2 separate regions of the Mus musculus genome follow, and region 2 is linked to region 1. Evidence: chromatin contacts called from ENCODE POLR2A ChIA-PET data. All regions are on one chromosome and are shown on one strand. The core of a region is the stretch at or near the end of the contact, and the rest is flanking DNA. Distances in the headings are between cores, read along the strand shown. Region 1 holds the start of Atp5b (ATP synthase, H+ transporting mitochondrial F1 complex, beta subunit). Region 2 holds the start of Rnf41 (ring finger protein 41).

Evidence for each region. ChIA-PET counts read pairs that join two places held with the same protein, here RNA polymerase II (POLR2A).
Region 2: POLR2A ChIA-PET joins it to region 1 with 13 read pairs in embryonic stem cell. The contact joins the promoter of Rnf41 here to the promoter of Atp5b in region 1. POLR2A ChIA-PET finds 5 or more read pairs at or near these places in 2 of 5 experiments (Patski and embryonic stem cell).

What each region holds. Positions count from the first base shown.
Region 1 is chr10:128,081,502-128,086,116 of GRCm38, forward strand. It overlaps Atp5b (ATP synthase, H+ transporting mitochondrial F1 complex, beta subunit), which reads left to right and starts at 1,806. Exons shown (of 10, transcript NM_016774.3): 1 at 1,806-1,952; 2 at 2,391-2,573; 3 at 2,796-2,970; 4 at 3,590-3,711; 5 at 3,941-4,125; 6 at 4,537-4,615. The coding sequence starts at 1,826. Snord59a (a small nucleolar RNA gene) reads left to right here and starts at 2,641; the gene lies at 2,641-2,715. It overlaps Mir677 (microRNA 677), which reads left to right and starts at 3,785; the gene lies at 3,785-3,862.
Region 2 is chr10:128,409,022-128,413,500 of GRCm38, forward strand. It overlaps Rnf41 (ring finger protein 41), which reads left to right and starts at 2,595. Exons shown (of 7, transcript NM_001164237.1): 1 at 2,595-2,804. It overlaps Nabp2 (nucleic acid binding protein 2), which reads right to left and starts at 829. Exons shown (of 7, transcript NM_027257.2): 1 at 715-829; 2 at 226-327. The coding sequence starts at 304.

The DNA.
Region 1 (4,615 bases), core at 556-3,055:
AGTCAGTGATTTGCCTGTATTCATTGTTTGCCTGGTGCCTGTGAGGACAGAGGGCACAGGAGTGCTGTGTTTCTAGAGGCCAGGAGATGGTGTTGGATCCCTGGAATTATAGGCAGTTGCCAGCTGCACAATGTGCATACTGGGAACTGAGCTCCAGTCCTCTGTGAGAGCAGTGCATGGTTTTATCCACTGAGACGTCTCACCAGACAGCCTCTTGACTCTCTGCATTACATCCTCCGATCCTCTTATTACCCTTCAGCCCCATATTTCTTTCTTCTACTTGCTAATCATATGCTGACATTCTTTTTGGTTCTTTTCTGTCTGAATTTTATGATTTTTTTTTTTACTTATTGCCACGCAGTGTTATCCAGTAGGCTGGCCTCCAACTCATTGTGTAGCCCAGGATGATTTTAAACTCCTGCCTCCCCCTCTCTAGTGCTGGTGTCACAGAAGTGCAACATCTTGTCCTGCATTGGGCTCTTCCTTACTTAGCAAGGTTATTAGATGTTATCTTAAGAATGGGGAGGCTGAGTCCAAGGCATGCCTGAACCACAGCAAGACTGTTTCAATAACACATGCATGTAATTGCTGAGGAGGATATGGGTGCGTTCCTTTGTTCCCCGCTACAGCCTTTGCCAGCTCTCCACTGTCAGACTGAGAACTTTTTTCATCATCATGCAGAAAAATGGGAAGTACTGGAGGATGCTAGGAAGTAAAAAGGTGCAATACTACAACTTTGTGTATCCTCATAGGAAGACCAAGGGCTTCCCTGTTAGAGCTCCACCCCATCCCCATTGTTGCTGGCAAGGATATCATTGATTCTGTGACTTTCCATCCTAGAGCAACACACACTTCTGGCCAGCCTCCACTTTCATTCAAAAGTCCTTTGAGACCTGGCATCATCTCCCTATAGGGTCGGATTTCGTTTTTTTTTTTTTTTTTTTTTTTTTTGCCTTATCTACAACCAAACCGAAGAAATGTGGTTTCAGGCAAAGGCTCGCTTAGCGTATTCTTCCTTTCTACTTTACTTTACGGATTTCTGCACACACATATCACAGCAAAGGTCTATTACTTCTGACCTTTCATTTTGTGTTTGAGACAGGGTCTCAAGGGGCTTCAGTTGGCTCCTGGAATCTTGAGCCTTCACCTGTCAAGTTCTGGAATTACAGGGTTCTGTCAGTACGTCTGCTTAGGGCAATTCTTTACATAAGTAGGTGACTCTAAATTACCCCTCGAGTGTTATAAATAAATAACCTTGTCTCCTCGATGCAGAACGTCTGTCGAAGGATGGGTCGCTTTAGTTTCTTTCGTTGCACGGATTTATATGATAAAGAGCCTCCAGGTTTCGGACCTGCTGGGCCGCCTGGAAACTTCCACCCTCACTACTGTCGAGGAAACCCCACGTTTTGGAGCCACAGAAGGTTCCTGACTTTCAGGACGCCGCCACTCAACCTTAGCGGCTGTCACCTAACTCAAGGTCCAAGGACAGTCAAAGACGGCCTAGTGCACAGGTTCAACGGAACCCCGCCCCTTTATTTCAACGTAGTTCCGCCAAAAACCTCTCCTACTGACGTTCCCATGGGCCAATTAGGTTTCGAGGCTTAGAGGGCGGCTCCTCCAATTAAAAAAGAGAATTTTCAGATTGGCACCAGTTTAGACCAATAGCTGATAAGCTCCGAGTTTTTTTACCCTATAGAAGCGTTAGTGGTGATGACGAACAGCAAAATCACCCAATTACTGTGCCTACGGCGGAGGTTGCCCCGCCCCAGCTGCAGGACCGGCGGAGAGGACCGCTTCGGCGCTCAGTCTCCACCCGGATTCCGCCATGTTGAGTCTTGTGGGGCGTGTGGCCTCGGCCTCGGCCTCCGGGGCCTTGCGGGGACTCAGCCCTTCGGCGGCTCTGCCACAGGCGCAGCTTCTACTGCGAGCTGCTCCCGCCGGGGTTCATCCTGGTAAGCGCCTTCCTGGAGGAGCTAGTTCGGTTCTTCTCCCCGTGACCTTGAGCTTGGGCCTATCGGATCCGTTCTCCATAAGGATTCCCGGGCAGCGGACTACTGTCCAGCCGAGGAGTGCAAGGACAGTCGCCCGTGGGAGCGTTGATATAACCAGCAGCGTCCCATTTTGTGAGGCTAGAGTGGCCGGCAGCTGCCTCGACCTTGAGGTTTTGAGGGGGATACCAAACTCGAGAATAATGGCGGTTCTGTGCACGAGGTCGGGAAAACAGTGCGGGTGGGTTCCCGATTGCAGCGTGCCCTTCTCCATGCCTCCTCCTATCTTGCAGGAGACTTAGTCTGGGCTCAGCTAACCTTCCCTCGGGGGATAAATCTGGGATTCGGGTGACCTTAAGCTGTCCTAACACCAACGCCTTCCAATACCTTTTTGTCTGCTAGCCAGAGACTATGCGGCGCAGGCGTCTGCGGCCCCGAAGGCAGGCACTGCCACCGGGCGAATCGTGGCAGTCATCGGCGCTGTGGTGGACGTCCAGTTCGATGAGGGATTACCACCCATCCTAAATGCCCTGGAAGTGCAAGGCAGGGACAGCAGACTGGTTTTGGAGGTGGCCCAGCATTTGGGTAAGTAGGACGTTTTAGAGGTGGGAAAGAGCTTGTTAGGCTTAAATAACACGAGATCGTGCCATCTCCATTCTGTGATGACTTTACCAAATGACTTTCGTTCTTCTGAGTTTGCTGAAGCCACACTCAGGTGCTGAGAGGGGAGGCCTGTTTGCTTTTGATCACCCTTCATTACATACTGTTAGGTTTTGGTGCTTATAACGTGTTAATGCTGATTGACAGGGGAGAGCACGGTCAGAACTATTGCTATGGATGGCACTGAAGGCTTGGTTAGAGGCCAGAAAGTACTGGATTCAGGGGCACCAATCAAAATTCCTGTTGGTCCTGAGACCTTGGGCAGAATCATGAATGTCATTGGAGAACCTATTGATGAGAGAGGTCCTATCAAAACCAAACAGTAAGTTTCTCTCACTGCATTTGTGAACATGGGAACCTTTTCTTGCAGTTGTACACATGGGGTAATAACTGGTAGTAAAGCAACATTTTCCTACAGTACTACTTCCATTTCTGTTGTATTCAGTTATTGAAAATGAAGATACAGAAGTTTGGATTGTTGAAAACTTGCTACATAGAACCCCCTGTTACTTTTTTTAAAGCTGTGTTACATTATGGATTCTCTAAAATTTACAGGTTTTTATTTTCTTATTGTTATATAAAGAAACTTTGTTATATTAAGTTCAGTAAAAGGAAAATATCAAAAAAGAGGATTATTTGTTCTTGAGACTTTTTTTTTTTGGTTTTTCGAGACAGGGTTTCTCTGTATAGCCCTGGCTGTCCTGGAGCTCACTCTGTAGACCAGGCTGGCCTCGAACTCAGAAATCTGCCCGCCTCTGCCTCCCAAGTGCTGGGATCAAAGGCGTGCGCCACCACGCCCGGCGAGACAATATTTTTTATTGCAGAGAGATGATGTTCTGTGACAGCTTAACTTGAACAAGATTAGACTTGACTGTTTGTGGTGGCCAGTGGCTTTTGAGCATGGTGCCTGGTTCTGACCCTTTCCTCCCTGAACCTTACAGATTTGCTCCTATTCATGCTGAGGCTCCTGAGTTCATAGAGATGAGTGTTGAGCAGGAGATTCTGGTGACTGGGATAAAGGTTGTGGATCTGCTGGCCCCATACGCCAAGGGTGGGAAAATCGGTACGTTGGTTTTTGGTCCGTGTTTTCCAAATACAGTAAAGCATGGAGACCCTTTTTTCTTTTGAGAGTGCTTGAGCCTTCAGTGATGATTAGCTTCTGACTTTCGTTCTTCTGAATTTGCTGAAGCCAGATGCCGTTCCTGAGAAGGGGAAAATGGACAGAACTGAACATTTTTGAAGGCTGTTTAATTTGGGAATGCAGAGATCTGAAATATTTCTTCTTAAACTAGGACTCTTTGGAGGTGCTGGCGTTGGAAAGACAGTACTGATCATGGAGCTAATCAACAATGTCGCCAAAGCCCATGGTGGTTACTCTGTATTTGCTGGTGTTGGTGAGAGGACCCGTGAGGGCAATGATTTATACCATGAAATGATTGAATCTGGTGTTATCAATCTAAAAGATGCCACTTCCAAGGTGAGCTCCATTCAGAAAACTAATGTGTTATGTTTGATGTGATGAGCCCCGGGTTCTGTAAACAAAATAGTTGTCTTCCCACCACCATTTTCCAGAATACCAGTGTACACTTCTCTGGTGTGAGATATTTCTAGACTTTTTGATGAGTAAGTAATCCAATTTGAAAGCTGATTTAAAAGGTGTAGAATGGAAGCCACTCACATATCTCAGTCTTACTTTTAGTTTAGAAATTATTTCCAGTGTTCTCAATTTCATGAAGGTTCCAAACAGAAACATTGGCATCCAGTGGAAGATCCCATTAGTGGTGTCTCTCTCTCTCTTCCCCTCTCTTCTCTCTGATTGGGAATCTTGGATTTCTCTGTGGCTTCCTTACTACTCTGCTGTCTTTTCTGACTTGTGTATGTTTTACAGGTAGCGTTGGTATATGGACAGATGAACGAACCACCTGGCGCTCGAGCCCGGGTAGCTCTGACTGGTTTGACCGTTGCTG
Region 2 (4,479 bases), core at 1,345-3,844, 330 kb after region 1:
CCGAGTGGGATAAAGGCCCGCGTGGCATCAGGCCATTTAGTTTTACCTATTTTATACCTGTCAGCAGCTCCCTCTGCCAGCGCTCTAAGTGATTAGAATGAGCATGGAGGGGGAGCCTTCTCCTTGTCCAGGCAAGTTAAGAATGCAAGCGGTGGTCCCGTGTGCTCCCACTCTCCATGCTCCTCCCCCTTTGCTCCCACGAGTCCACTGCGCATGCATAGCCACCTGTCTCCAGTACAATGAAGATAAGATTCAGATTCTTGAGCCCGGGCTTGATATCCTTCACGAAGGTCTCGGTCGTCATGCTTCCCGAGCCGTGGCACCCCGCTGGAAGCGGAAATGGGAGAGGAAGGTTCAAGGCTCAGAGCCTTTGCCCCCATGCTCCCGCTCGGCCTACCCACCACAGCAGGCTGGAATCTGGCAGCCTCGGTCCCCCTCTAACCCTTCTGGGGGGTTAGAAACGAACTTCCCTGGGGGCCTCGTACTTCAAGATCAGAACTTATAGATCTCTGGGTAAGATGCTTAGGGGCTGGTAGGCCCTATGTCAGGATGCTTTCAGTCTCACGCTCCGAAGCCGGGAGGCTGAAGGAGACTCGGAGGGAACCCGATGCAGCTCCAGGAAACAGAATCTCACTCGGCAGATCTTCCTGAACCCGCATCCCCACAACCCAGAACTCGGTCCATCCCCTCCCCCACTCGCAGCCCACCACCCACCCAGCCAGCAGGCCGGACTGTGCACACCGCCGAGCCACCCGCAGGGGGAGCCAGGGGGCTGGCTGCCGCCGGATGCTGCGGAGAGGAACGCCGGAGCGCTTACATTCCCGGAAACGTCCCCTGACCTCCTCCAGCCAATAAGGTCCGATCTGCCTCCCAAAGCGCCCCACCTTCGGCCACCACCCATCCAATCAGGCTCCGAGATTCACTTGCCGCGAAGGGGGCAGTTTTAGGTTTTAAAGGAACCTTGCAGTGTATTAGTTCCGTAGAGGGAAAGATGGATGGACCACCAGGGGGCGCCCCAGATACCAATCCTCCCTTCCTCCCAAAGAATGCACTTTGGGCTCTTAAACATTTCATTTTCTCTTCAACTAGTGTCACAGTGGAAAAAAGGTCCAAGGGCGATGGAATGCAGCAGGAAAACGTTTTAGTTCCAGTCTGTTTCTTTGCTTGTTTTCTCGGCAATTCTTTTTTTTTTTTTTGCGGGGGGCGGAGGGAAGGAGTTTGAGACAGGGTTTCTCTGTGTAGCCCTGGCTGTCCTGGAACTCACTCTGTAGACCAGCCTGGCCTCCAACTTAAAAATCCACCTGCCTCTGCCTCCCAAGTACTGGGATAAAGGCGTGCGCCACCACTGCCCATTTTACACATGAAAATGGAAAGTTAGTTAAAAGCCAGTACCTTGGACATGGCAGGAGCTTACACATCATCTTTAATGTACCGAACGGTTCGGCTCAGGGCTCTGGGACAAGCAGCATTTTCGCCATAGAAAGATAATACGCAGATTCACTCTCCTTTGAAAGACGTTGAACCCGGAACATAAAAAGCAAGCCTCAAGCCAGGTGGACACTGGGGAGGCAAGAGGTAGGCGGATCTCTTGAGTTTAAGGCCAGCCTATCCTACATAGTGAATTCCAGGACAGCCAGGGCAACAAAGAGAAACCCTGACTAGGGGAGAGGGAGGGGAGGGAAGCAAGTTTGACTTGGTTCACAAAGGCACATCCGATTCCTGTTTCCTTATTTTATTGTATCTCAGAGACACCTAGAAGCTTAAGTTTCCTCTGGTACTCGTCATATTGTCTTCAAAGGAAGCAGCTAGCTCTGTATTCTCACGAATAAGCTAGTTACATATGTACTAATGTGAATTGCCCTTTAAAAAAGAGAGTATCTACAACAAATACTATTTGACACCAGATTAGCCTAAGAGGTAATGTAATTGCATTCCTTGTCTTGCTTCCCCGCTTACCTAACACAGAGCGCTTTAAACTCCACCACGACTCTCCTCGGGTTCTCTCCCACCCATTTCCCCTAACCACAGTGTTGCAGCCTTAGGAAATCAAATCCATTAATGTTTCGGGCGGTCTGAGTTTTTGAAGAGCCATCAGGAATACTACAAGAGTGTGTGGCTGGGAGGTGGACGACCCCTGCAGCACCCTAGATCAAAGCTTTGCGGTGAGACACTCCCTCCCTCTCCATCCTGCGGCCTCCTAAGTTAACAGCAGCATCCATCCCCATGACTGTGAGTCACAGGTCGGGAGGCTCCGGGATGCTGACCACAGCTCTGGAAACTGAAGGGCTGGGAGGACAGCAGGCCACGCTGCAGACCAGCTGCCCCGCGGCGACCTCGTCCCAGCGCTGCACCAGGTCTGGCACCCGAGCCGTGCACCACCCAGCACCAAGTAACTCTGCAAGGCGGGACACCCAGGGTCGCCCCGGAGCTTCACACCTGAAGCACATAGAGCCCTCCCTCCCAAAAGGCTACACTGTCCGTCCTAAGAACTTCCGGCCCAGAGCGGAGGCCCAGCTAGCCCCCGCCTCTCATAGGCCGCTCGCAAGGAGCATCCAGGCGCCGCCGAGTTAAATAGAGAGGCGGGGCTTGGTGACGAGCTTCCGCCCCGTTGCGTAGCAGCAGTGGGCGTGGCTAAGGGCTAACCCGAGACAGCGAGGAGTGGTCGGAACCTTCTTCCCCATCCTTACCTTCCCCTTCCCCTACGGGGAAAGGCTGAGACCGGGCACACAGTGTGCTACGCGGCCGCCGTGTCCTCAGCTGCAGCCAGGCCCCGCGTCCGGAGAAACCAGGCTGCGTTCCGGGTGGTGCGTAATGCGCCTGGGCGAGCTTCTAACCCTGGGGGGTTGGGGGGGAGAGGGGGCGAGGTCCCTGTGGATTGGTGCCTGGGTCCGAAGTGCTGGGGGTAGGGAGGAAGGGTGGAGAGGAGGAGGAAAATGGAGGAAGGGAGCTCAGCTGGGAGGAGTCGGGAGGTGAGCTAGCTGGGGGCTCTGGAGCTTTGGAAGATCCTCTGGAGTAGGGAGAGCCTCGGGAAGTGCGGGAGTGGCCTTGGGCCAGCCTGAGGACCCGGGAGGAGCTGATTGCTGGGGCTGAGGGACAACATGGAGTTTAAATGGCAATGATTGACAGGCCTGGAGGCGAAGGGAACGTTCTGGGGGCTAGCCTTGGCAGGGACCGCGGAACCCAAACCTCCGCCCTCCAAGCGCCATAGCTTGGCTTCTTTCCCATGCCTTGTCTTTGGCAGCCTTGTCTTTCTCTTTTATTCCTTCGCCGCTTCTCTCCCCTCCCGCCTCTCCGTGGAGGACTCTTACATTCCTTACATCTTTGACCCTGAATGATTTGCAGCCCCGCTCTCTGATACGCACGATCCATCCACTCGTTTAATACACTGGAAAGCCCACCCCAGTCCAGGAGGCAGGGCATTTGTGGGGTAGAGAGTGAGGGGGGGTGGGAGTAGGGGCAGGAGAAAGACCTGAAAAAGCAGGATGAGGGTGTTTTGGATTGGTACACTAACTTCATTTCATGAAACTTCATTTCAACTGGTAGCAAATGTGATGGTTACCAAGGCCACTGTTCTTGGGAGATTGACCTATGAGAATCTTGGCAGCTACTTCTTATACAGTAGTTTTAACTACTGTAGCAGGATGGGTGGCTACTAGTGTTCCCCCAAGAAAGAGTGGGATTGGATAGTGCCAAGGGAGGGTGAGGGGTGCATTTGTTATGCAGTGTCTTCAGTAAACCTTGTGGCAGGGCCTACTTCCCAGTGATTGAAAAGAAGGAACAAGCATTTTCAAGCATTTCCTCTGGTTCTCACTGTGAGTTTATTTTGCCATTCTGTTGCAACAAGTAATACAGCAGTCTTACACGTGCACTCAGAGTTTATCTCATTTGATTTGCAGGACAATAGGTTAGAAAATGCAAGTGTCATATCTGTTTGACAGTTGGCTACACGGCTTGTTTGAAGCTGTCCTGTCAGTGGATGGCAGAGCTAGGACTGGAATCCAAGCCCACCCTCCTTCCCCCTCTCTCCTGATTCAATGCTTGTCTTACAACTCCTGGTCTGTTTTCCTAAGGGTTAATTTTCCCATTACAGGAGGCTTTTTGGTTTCTGTGTTTGGAATTTCTTGTCCCTAGGAGACCAAGCACAGCCAATATAGTACCTGTTCCTGGAAGCTTTTTTTTTTTTTTTTTTTTTTTCCTGAGGTACAGGTGCATGTGCCAGATGGTTGGGAAATGAAGTGTTGTTCAAAGGAAGGAAGCATTCCTCCTCCCGTGTTATGTGGGGTGGGGAGGAACATCAACTCTCTCCTCTCTGGACCACAGTGAAGAAAAATTCTGGGCTTTACATCTCTCTCATTCACTGAGAAGACACACTGAACTAGGAGCACATGTACCCAATTCAGGAGACCCAGTAGCCTTTGTGTTCTGCATGAAAGATCATCAGGTACTCTCCTAACTTAGCCCTTTCACTATTGATACACA